Linked DNA regions of Homo sapiens: region 1 is linked to region 2. Evidence: chromatin contacts called from ENCODE Hi-C or POLR2A ChIA-PET data. All regions are on one chromosome and are shown on one strand. The core of a region is the stretch at or near the end of the contact, and the rest is flanking DNA. Distances in the headings are between cores, read along the strand shown.

Region 1 (5,696 bases), core at 2,882-5,381, 140 kb before region 2:
AAAAAAAAAGTATAAAAATTATAACTAGACAGTGCTTCAAACACATTTTGTATGCCACAGATCAAAGAACAGCTAGCTGGCTAAAATTAAAATATTGTGGACAATTGCAAAACATTTTAAATTCTGGCCAGGCGGAAGGGGTTTCCTTTTGCTCTGACAATATTTATTCAATTTTTTTTTTTTTTAATTTTTTGAGATGGAGTCTCGCTCTGTTGCCCATGCCGGAGTGCAGTGGCACAATCTTGGCTCACTGCAACCTCTGCCTCCCAGGTTCAAGTGATTCTCCTGTCTCAGGCTCCTACGTAGCTGGGAGTACAGGCGCCCGCCACCACACCCAGCTAATTTTTGTATTTTTAGTAGAGACGGGGTTTCACCATGTTGGCCAGGCTGGTCTCGAACTCCTGACCTCGTGATCTGCCTGCCCCTTCCTCCCAAAGTGCTGGGATTACAGGCGTGAGCCACCATGCCGGCCTTTTTTTTTTTTTTTTGAGACAGGGTCTCGTTCTGTCACCCTGGCTAGAGTGCAGGAGCCTCCCCTCCCAGGCAAAGCTCCCACCTCAGGCTCCCCAGTAGCTGGGACCACAGGCCCACACCACCACACCCAGCTAATTTTTTGTATTTTTTGTAGAGATAGGGTCTTACTTTGCTGTTTGAGCACAGGCTGGTCTCAAACTCTTGGGCTCAAGTGGTCCTCCTGCCTCAGCCTCCCACAGTGCTGGGATTACAGGCATGAGCCATTGCCCCTGATCAAAATTTTTTTATTTTGTATCTAACAACAGAAGAGTTTAACATCACAGATTATCACACAGTGAATATATTTGTTAATTTTTATTTCTAATTCTTCTTTTTTTGTTTGTTTGCTTTTTCTGCACCCTAGAACCAGTGCTATTTCTAATTTTTATTTTGTTTTAATTATTATTTTTTGTAGAGATGGGGGTGTATGTTGGCCAGACTGGTCTTGAACTCCTGGCCTCACGTGTTCCTCTCATGTTGGTCTCCCAAAGTGTTGGGATTACAGGCATGAGCCGCCACACTGGCCATAATGTTTAAATTGGTAATATATTTGTGTGGTTCACATCTCAAAAACTTGTATATACTGCATGTCTCCTTCCAGCCCTGCCTTCCATTCTCCTGGAGGAAGCAACTTTTGCTGATTTTTTTTTTTTTTTGGCATTCTGTCAAAAGTAAATGCAGACACCTCACTTCCTCCTGTATTTCACACCAGTTGCTGCTTTGTTTTTATCTGGGAAAGCTGGCAGGTGAAGGAGCGTCTGTGTTTTGGAGCCTCGTGGAGGGAACGGCAGAGTGGTGTCATGTCTCCCCAGGCTCCACTATTCTAGGGGAGCTAGTGGTGATTATGGCTGACACCACACCCCACCCAGGTCCAGCAGAGTGACATTGGCTCTTCCCTCCAGGGCGGGCTAGGGGTGTTTGTGCAGCTGATGCCTATCCTCATCCTGATTCTCGTGTCAGCTCTCAGCCAGCTCATGGTCTCCAGTCCACCCTACAGTCTGAGTCCAAGACCGTGAGTACATGGGTGAGGCCGGGCCATGGGCAGACAAGGGGCTTTAAATTCTCAGCCCCATCAGGGGCCTTCTTTCCCATCCTGATCCAGCCAGTGTGCGATCATAATGCAGAAACCTGGCTTCGAATCAAGAAAATATACTTTCTCTATTCAACTAGGACTCTTAAGCTTTTTAGGATTATGGTCCCCTAAGAAATTGCAGCGAGAGCTACAGAACTTTTCCCTAAAACTATGCACACATGTGCACACACACATACACACACACGATACACATGTACACACACACACAATACATGCACACACATAATACACATGCACACATACACGCACACATATACACACAGAGTTTTGCATATAATTTCGGCGGCTTTGTGACTCTTCCCTGCCCATCTCCCCTGCCAACCCTGACGAAGAACCTCTGCTCCTCGGCTCTGGTTGGGCTTCCTGAGGCTGTGGAAAGAACAGGGCACTAGAGTCAGACAGAGCAAGCATGGCTTAGAATCCCAGCTTCTCCACTAAGAAGCTGTGTGACCCTAAACAAGTTATATAACCTTGGTTTCCTCATCTATAAAATGGGAATTATAACATCCACCTGCTGTGGAAATTAATGAGTAATGCATATAAAATGTCTGGCCCACTAGAAATGCTCAACAATATTAGTTTAATGAATGCTTAGTCTCGACTGCCAGGAGTGAACTTGAGGACATTTCATGAGCCGTTAGGGGGTCAGCTCCCCTCACTGATGTCCAGCACCTGGCCCAGGGTCAGCTACACAGTGGGTGCACATCTTCAGTGGGGTGGGTCCCCCTCTCCCAAAAGGTGGCCACCTCTGGCTGGGAGCTGGCAGGACCCTTCTCAGCCAGCAGGGGGCAGAGTCGGTCCACTGGACCCTGGCCGCCGGCTCAGGCTCCCTGTGGCCAGATGCCAGCCCTTTTCCCTGCAACTGGAGAGATGTGAGGAGCAGAGGACTAGGGCAGGGACTGTTGTCCCCAGAGCACTGGTCCTGTCTGGGTGTCAAGGCTCTTCCCACAGCTGACAGAGCCTGTGATTGGAGCTGGGAGGATAAGGCTCCCTGGAGCCCTTCCTGTCATTTTGTTCCTAAGCCTCTTAACCCTACACTGGGAACTCCTAGATAGGCAGGCAAGCACTCAGCAACAATTGGCTTAGGGGATGAATGGGGAGATGGAGGCACAGAGGCAGAGCCCAGATTCCCTCTCAGGTCTCCAGTTCCCTAGACCAGGCCTCTCCCCAAAGGCCCCAGGTCAGCAGTGTGGTAAGCAGGGATCTAAAGGCAGGGCGTCCTGCGGTCTGGGCCACGTGTGTGGGAGGACGCTGCCTTTTCCTCAGACTCTCCTTTCAGGGAGTGTGCGGGTCCCTGCTCTGGTTTGAGAGGGAACCAACTACTCCTCTGGTCTGTGCGGCACCTCCTGTCTTGGGGCCCATACCCCTAGAGTGCCCTGGGCATGGGGACCCGCACCCACTTTGAACCTGGTATTTCTGGCCAGGTCCGTGGGCCACATCCACAGGCGAGTCACTGACCACCTGGGTGTCGTCTACTATGTGGGAGACACTTTCTCCGAAGAGTACACAGGCTCCAGCCTCAAAACAGTCGAGCGGAATGTGGAAGATGATTATATCGCCAACCTCCGGAACAACTGCTGGAAGGAGAAGCAGCAGAGTGAGTGTGGGGGGAAGGCGGGGGCTGTATTTGGGAGGTGGCTTGGGATGAAGCTGGAAAGCAGGGGAAGGAGAGAGCCCTGCTCACCCTGTGCTCTGAGGGCCCAGCCCCTGGCACTGCCCTGCACCAGCCACCTCCCAGACAAGAGCTGGTCTCCACTCCTGTGTTTCTCCGGGGCTGGGAGCCAGGGGCCACCTGGTAGTTTCCTCAGGTTCCCGTAAATCACTGCCATCAGCCCAGCATGTTGGCTGCCAGAGGTGAGTGTGTAGAGATGGACTGGAGCGGATGGATCCCTGGCCACCCCCTGACTGTGCTCCTGGATCTGTCTGTGGGACCCTGGGGAGGCCTGACCAGGATGACAGGGTCTCACCTTGGCTGGCCTCACTGCATTCTAGAGAAAGGCGCCTCTGTCACCCTCGCCCACATAAGGACTGTAGTCTCTGCTCCTCCATGGTCTTCCTAATGGGAGGCCAGCCCTGCCCAAGCCCCGGGCATGTACCAGCTTTCCTCCGCCCTCCACAGCCCTCGCAGGCTTCCTTGCAGGCTTCGGGAGGTACTGGGTGTGCACTAACCCTGTCCCATTGCTTTGCAGAGGAAGGCTTGCTGTACCGGGCACGCTACTTTGGCGACACAGATATGTACCACAGAGCACAGAAGATGGGCACCCCCAGCTGCAGCCGACTGTCAGAGGTGCAGGCCTCCCTGCATGGATAGTCCTGGGCCAGCCACACCACCGAGGTCCAAGTATGAGCCAGGGCTGCCTCCACCCTGCAACTCCTGGCAGCTTTGGCCCTGGTCATGAGCAGAGGAGGGAGGGGGAGAAAGGGAGGAAGCCTGGTGATTGTGGCAAAGACTCCTGTCCCCAGCCTGACCTCCAGCCTCCAGAGACCGAGCAGCTGTGGGGCCTGCTGGGAAACCAAGGTCGGTTTCCGCCCTCTAGCGATGCTGTCCTCCCCACTCCTCCGCTCTGCTCCCTGGCTCCAGGGGTGTGGGGGACCCCAGAACCAGGCAGAGTGGGAACTTGAAACTGTTGCTGAGGGCCACCCGGGGCTTCTTGGTCCACTCCAGCCATCAGTCAGCACGGCCCTTTCTCCAGCACAGCAGACTATTGTCCGTGCCCTGGTATTTAGGCCATCACATATGGTGGGGCCCAAGAGAGCCCCATATGCACACTGCCTGCCTGATACCAGGAAGAACCATGTGGGAATAGGTGGGCCAAGAGCCCTCCCCTTTCTCCATCCCTCCAGCTAGGAGGAAATGGAGCAAGATGAACAGGCAGCCACGAGGTGGGTGGGAGCTGGCAGTCTTGGTGGCGGCAGGGGCCGCGGGCCCTGACCACCCCCCTCTGGTGGGATCTGAGGCACTCTCTCGAATGCCGTCACACCTGGCAGCCTGGAAGCCACAGGCATCCGGCCTTGCCCAGGCATCTCGCCTGCGGTCTGAGGAAGGGAACAGAAGGTCATGAGTTCAGGGTCAGACGCAGCCGCTCAGCACAGGAGGGGTGGAGGGGAAATGAGAGTTGCTGGTAGCAGGCTCCCTCCTTCTGCAGCCCGGCGAATGGGGGCGCTGGGCTCTGTTCCCAGCGTTTGCCAGAGGTGGCCACTTCAGCCAAGCCCAGAGAAGTGTGGGCAGAAGCAGTGAAGGTTCTTCTCTGTGTGGGTGCCCTGCCCACCCCCTCCTTTGCCTGTGTCCTCCCGGCCTGGATCCATGGCTGACTCTGCCTGGAGGCCATTTGTGCCTGCCTCTGTGCTGCCGCAGGAGGGCAGGCCGCAAGTGGGGTTGGTGGGGGTCGAGCGGGCAGCACGGTGCAGCGGTGCAGTGGCAAGGGGGGCTACTTGTGTGGCATAAGCTAGAGGAGCCGGTGCCGCCTGAATGCCGAGCTAACTGTTGCCACTCTCCTCCCCAGACTATGAAATCCCTGGAGAATTTTTGGTGACATGCACTGAGCCAAGGTGATGGACTGTATATTTGAGGAAAGACAAACAAAGAAACAAAATTAAAATGGAATTGGAGGCCGAACGCTGCACAGCTGCCCTCTCTCTCACCCAGTAAATGCAGAAAGCTCTTAGGACAGACAGAAAACCTGCCATGGGGCTGCTTCCCTCCCTCGCAGGGCTGGCGGAGGCTCCGCATCGCCTCTCTCCTAGGATACAGAAACCATGGCAACGAAAGTAGAATGTAAAACTCGCAGCAGATATCAGTGGGAAGGGCTGGGGGAGGGGGCACCCAGCTGCCTTTCCTCCCTCACAGGAGCCACCACCAGCCACCTCTCAGGAGAAGCCAGAGGCCCTGGCCAAAGATAGGAGGAAGAAAGAGAACTCTCCATAGAATGTAATTTATAGATGCGTGTATATGTATATATATCTATTTATATGTAAATAGGCATATATGAAGATATATATATATATAGTCTACTTTTTAAACTCTGCAGGGATTTGGTTAAGTTGTTGAGCTGATTTCTTCCATGTTTTAGAAAATGAGGCCTGTTTGGGG
Region 2 (5,227 bases), core at 1,057-3,556:
ATATTCAGTTTATTAGAATTATAAGTGCAAAATTTTATTTTCCTTGAGTTTTAACATTCAAGTTACAAATACCAAGGTCATTTTATAATTGCATTAAAAGTTACTTCATCTATTTTTTTTTTTTTTTGAGATGGAGTTTCGCTCTTGTTGCCCAGGCTGGAGTGCATTGGCATGATCTTGGCTTAGTGTAATCTTGGCTCAATGCAACCTCCACCTCCTGGTTTCAAGTGATTCTCCTGCCTCAGCCTACCAAGTAGTTGGGATTACAGACATGTGCCATCATGCCTGGCTACTTTTGTACTTTTAGTAGAGATGGGGTTTCTCCATGTTGATCAGGCTGGTCTCCAACTCCCGACCTCAGGTGCAGCCAGCCTCAGCCTCCCAAAGTGCTGGTATTACAGGTATGAGCCACTGCGCCCAGCCCTAATTTTTTCTGATTATAAAATTAATACATGCTTTCAAAAAAGAGAAAGCTTGCAGAAATTATATATAAGGTATACATGGAAGTCTCTTATAATACGAACCCCAAACATAATTGCTATTAACACTTGTTATATGTTCCCCATTTTTTCTATTTGTGTAGTAAGTTATATAATATTTTTTATTGCAGTAAAATTATAACGTGGTGTAAATGTGGAGACCCTAGCCATTTTAATATACTAGATTCATTCCAGAACTTATCCAGAAAAGGGTAGACAGGCTATAAAGACTCCATTTTAACTTAGCACAAATGTTGCAGTGTGAAAAACTAGTGTGTCAGGCTGGGCTTGGTGGCTCATGCCTGTAATCCCAACACTTTGGGAGGCCTAGGTGGGAGGATCACTTGAGCCCAGGTGTTCAAGGTCAGCCCGGGCAACATGGCAAAACCCCATCTCTACAAAAAAATACAAAAATTGGCTGGGTGTGGTGGCACATGCTTGTAGTCTCAGCTACTTGGGAGGCTGAGGTGGGAGGATCTTTTTATCTGGGAAAGTCGAGGCTACAGTGAGCCAATCGCACCAGTGCACTCCCTCCTGGGTGACAGAGCGAGACTGTCTCAAAACAAACAAAAAAACAGAAAACAAAGAAGAGAAAATAAAAACTAGGCAGGCGTGTTAGCTCATGCCGGGGTGGGCGGATCATGAGGTCAGGAGATTGAGACCATCCTGGCTAACACGGTGAAATCCCGTCTCTGCTAAAAATACAAAAAATTAGCCGGCCAGGCCCAGTGGCTCACGCCTGTAATCCCAGCACTTTGGGAGGCCGAGGAGGGCACATCACAAAGTCAGGAGTTTGAGACCAGTCTGACCAACATGGTGAAACCCTGTCTCTGCTGAAAATACAAAAATTAGCAGGGCATGGTGGTGCACACCTGTAATCCCAGCTACTCAGGAGGCTGAGGCAGGAGAGTTGCTTGAACCCGGGAGGCGGAGGTTGCAGTGAGCCGAGATCGTGCCACTGCACTCCAGCCTGGGAAACAGAGTGAGACTCTGTCTCAAAAAAAAAAAAAAAAAAAAAAAAATTAGCTGGGTGTGATGGCATACACCCGTATTCCCAGCTACTTGGGAGGCTGAGGCAGGAGAATTGTTTGAACCTGGGAGATGGAGGTTGCAGTGAGCCGAGATCGTGCCACTGCACTCCAGCCTGGGCGACAGAGCAAGACTCCATCTCAAAAAATAAAAATAAACATACAAAATTAGCTGGGTGTGGTGGCTCACACCTGTAATCCTAGCATTTTGGGAGGCCAAGTTGGGTGGATCACAAGGTCAAGATTTTGAGACCAGCCTGGCCAACATGATGAAACCCTGTCTCTCCTAAGAATACAAAAATTAGCCAGGTGTGGTGGCACGTGCCTGTAATCCCAGCTACTCAGGAGGCTGAGGCAGGAGAATCGCTTGAACCTGGGAGGCGGAGGTTGCAGTGAGCCGAGATTGTACCACTGCACTGCAGCCTGGGTGACAGAGCAAGACTCTCTTGAAAATAAAATAAATAAACTGGCTTATTGATCTTGTAGAGAAGTAAAGTATATAGAAAAACCAAATGTATTGGTTAGAGTAAATTGAATTGTGATGTGAAGTCAAGTCTGCAGTTGCATTCGTGTGATATTTGCTCTGATTTACCCATTTCTTTTGTGTCTCCTAAATTAGAGAAATCAGAGAAGGAAATGATCTGGTAGCTTTTAATCCTCTAGACAAGGATCTGGTCTTGTCTGTTTTGAAATCTCAGGCAATGGAACATCAGAAGCTTCTCCACCTCCAACCACTGTAGAGACAGAGTTTCAGTAAATTGCCTAGGCTGTCTGGAACTCCTGGCCTCAGGCAATCCTCCTGCCTTGGCCTTTGCCCCAGAGTGCTGGGATTACAGGCATGAGCATGCCTTGCCTTCTTTCTTTCTTTTCTTTCCTTCCTTCCCTTCCCTTCCCTTCCCTTCCCTTCCCTCCCCTCCCCCTCCCCTCCCCTCCCCTCCCCTCCCCTCTCCTCCCCTCCCCCTCCCCTCCCCTCCCCTCCCCTCCCTCCTCACCCCTTCCATCTGCTCCCTTCCCTCCCCTCCCCTCCTCTCCCTCCTCACCCCTTCCATCTGCTCCCTTCCCTCCCCTCCCCTCCCTCCTCACCCCTTCCATCTGCTCCCTTCCCTCCCCTCCCCTCCCTCCTCACCCGTTCCGTCCCCTCCCCCTTCCCCTCCCCTCTCCCTCCCCCCTCCCCTCCCCTCTCCCTCCCCCCTCCCCTTCCCTTCCTCGTTCCCCCTCCCCCCTCCCCTCCCCTTCCCTGCTCCCCCTTCCCTTCCCTTCCCTTCCCTTTTTCTTTCTCGGTTTTTACTTATTTTGGGTATCCCTAAGGGTAGAATTTCTGGGTTATATGGTAAGTCTATGTTCAACTTTATTTATTTATTTATTTATTTATTTATTTTGAGACAGGGTCTAGCTCTGTTGCCCATGCTGGAGTGCAGTGGCGTGATCTCAGTTCACTGGAACTTCCAGCTTGCTAGTTCAAGCCATTGTTGTGCCTCAGCTTCCCAAGTAGCTGGGATTACAGACATGTGACACCACACCCAGCTAATTTTTGTATTTTTAGTAGAGATGGGGTTTTGCCATATTGGCCAGGCTGGTCTTGAACTCCTGACCTCAAGTGATCTGCCCACCTCAGCCTCCCAAAGTGTTGGGATTACAGGCGTGAGCCACTGCACCCAGCTATGTTCAACTTTTTAAGGAATTACCAAACTTTTTCATAGTGACTACACCATTTTACATTCCTACTAGCAAGGGTTTGCTTTGTAGTACTTGAATTCATTTTTCTACTTTATAAGCTGTCTTAAGGATATTCTTTTTTTTTTTTTTTTTTTTTTTTTGAGATAGAGTCTTGCTCTATTGCCCAGGCTGGAGTGCAGTAGCACGATCTTGGCTCACTGCAAGCTCCACCTCCTGGGTTCCCTCCATCCGTGCCTTAGCCTTCCGAGTAGCTGGGACTACAGGCGCCCGCCACCAGGCTGGCTAATTTTTTGTATTTTTAGTAGAGGTGGGGTTTCACTGTGTTAGCCAGGATGGTCTCGATCTCCTGACCTCGTGATCCACCTGTCTCGGCCTCCCAAAGTGCTGGGATTACAGGAATGAGCCACCGTGCCCGGCCAAGGATATTCTATTTTTAAGCCTCATTCTGCTTACATTGAATTAATTAGCAGTTTTCTTATATTTGTTATTGTCCCCTGTTTAGATTCATATACGCATTCAGAACTGCTTTAGCTCCTCAGAGGTGACAGTATCAAGAGGTCCTGTTTTATAAGCATTTGGGGGTCCTTGAGCAGTTTACCCTTTCTTCTTTGTTTACAGTAATCACTGGCCAGCATCGAAATGGTGTAATTTCAGCCCGAACACGGATTGATGTTCTTTTGGACACTTTTCGAAGAAAGCAGCCCTTCACTCACTTCCTTGCCTTTTTCCTCAATGAAGTTGAGGTTCAGGAAGGATTCCTGAGATTCCAGGAGGAAGTACTGGCGAAGTGCTCCATGGTAAGTGCAAACAAAGCAAGAAGGTTAAAAAAAAAGTTAAATATAAAAAGAATACAAAAATGGTTCATAAATCAAACAGTAGGGAGTTATAAACTTCTTCCCCCACCAAAAAAGATAACTATTTCTTTTGGCTTCTTATATTGAACTGAAAAAAAAAGTGTATGGACATATCAGCTCATAAGTTTCTATATATTACAGAAATGTCTTTAAAAAATTTTAACACATATCGGGCCAGGCGCAGTGGCTCATGCCTGTAATCCCAGCACATTGGGAGGCCGAGGTAGGCAGATCACTTGAGGTCAGGCGTTCAAGACCAGCCTGGGCAACATGGTGAAACCCCGTCTCTACTAAAAATACAAAAAAAATTAGCTGGGTGAGGTGGCATGTGCCTGTAATCCCAGTTACTTGGGAGGCTGAGGCAGGAGAATTGCTTGAACTTGGGAGATGGGGGTTGCAGTGAGCCAAGATCGTGCCACTGCAGTCCAGCCTGGGAGACAGAGTGAGATGCTGTCTCAAAAAAAAAAAAAAAAAGATTTAAGACACAAATGGCTCATCCTAATAGACACACTATTCTGCATCTTTTGGGTGGTAATGTTAATGAGATGCCATTATCTGTAGATCTTCTGACTTTGGGCGGTCATGGCTCATTTGGGATTAGTAACTAAAAGACAAATTTGCATGTAGAATTGCCATACTTAGATAACAGTGAAATGCTTGTGACCAGGATAATAGCAGATAATCCAGATTAGAAAACAAGTTTTAAACTCATTTTGGATATCAGTTAGTTGATTTTAAAAAATGTATATTGATTCAAAAAAGTATGAAAGCAATATGTTTATTATAGAAAATTTAGAAAATACAGAAAAGATTAATAAAAAATCATCCATAATTCCACTACTGAGAGATGCTGTTACATGATTGCTATATATGTGTGTGTATCAATGTGTCTGTACACTCACATACTTTTTTTTTTTTTGAGACAGCGTTTCACTCTTGTTGCCCAGGCTGGAGTGCAATGGCTCGATCTTGGCTCACTGCAACCTCTGCATCCCGGGTTCAAGCAATTCTCCTATCTCAGCCTCCTGAGTAGCTAGGATTACAGGCATGCGCCACCATACCCGGCTAATTTTGTATTTTCAGTAGAGACAGGGTTTCTCCATGTTGGTCAGGCTGGTCAGTCTCGAACTCCTGACTTCATTGCATGCCGGCCTGGGGAAGAAGAGTAAAAATCCATCTCAAAAAAAAA

The links. Hi-C counts contacts between places; a loop is a spot of excess contacts on that map. ChIA-PET counts read pairs that join two places held with the same protein, here RNA polymerase II (POLR2A). Pooled maps may share reads with other maps.
Region 1: a loop to region 2 is called in a pooled map, with 1.8 times the contacts of the local background. The contact joins two enhancer-like sites. A Hi-C loop is called at or near these places in 2 of 50 pooled maps. POLR2A ChIA-PET finds 5 or more read pairs at or near these places in 11 of 52 experiments (A549, AG04450, B cell and 8 more).

The regions. Positions count from the first base shown.
Region 1 is chr10:72,334,031-72,339,726 of GRCh38, reverse strand. It overlaps DNAJB12 (DnaJ heat shock protein family (Hsp40) member B12), which reads left to right. Exons shown (of 9, transcript NM_017626.7): 6 at 1,416-1,525; 7 at 3,031-3,203; 8 at 3,796-3,947; 9 at 5,110-5,696. The coding sequence ends at 3,917. Among named protein-coding and RNA genes, the nearest start is that of DNAJB12, 18 kb to the left of the region's middle. RefSeq lists enhancers at 3,821-3,940, 4,501-4,910. Within about 2 kb of position 4,131, at least 36 of the 41 ENCODE cell types and tissues checked have a DNase peak (open chromatin) inside an H3K27ac peak, as active enhancers do.
Region 2 is chr10:72,195,565-72,200,791 of GRCh38, reverse strand. It overlaps ASCC1 (activating signal cointegrator 1 complex subunit 1), which reads left to right. Exons shown (of 10, transcript NM_001198800.3): 5 at 3,803-3,981. Among named protein-coding and RNA genes, the nearest start is that of ANAPC16, 18 kb to the left of the region's middle. Within about 2 kb of position 2,306, at least 2 of the 41 ENCODE cell types and tissues checked have a DNase peak (open chromatin) inside an H3K27ac peak, as active enhancers do.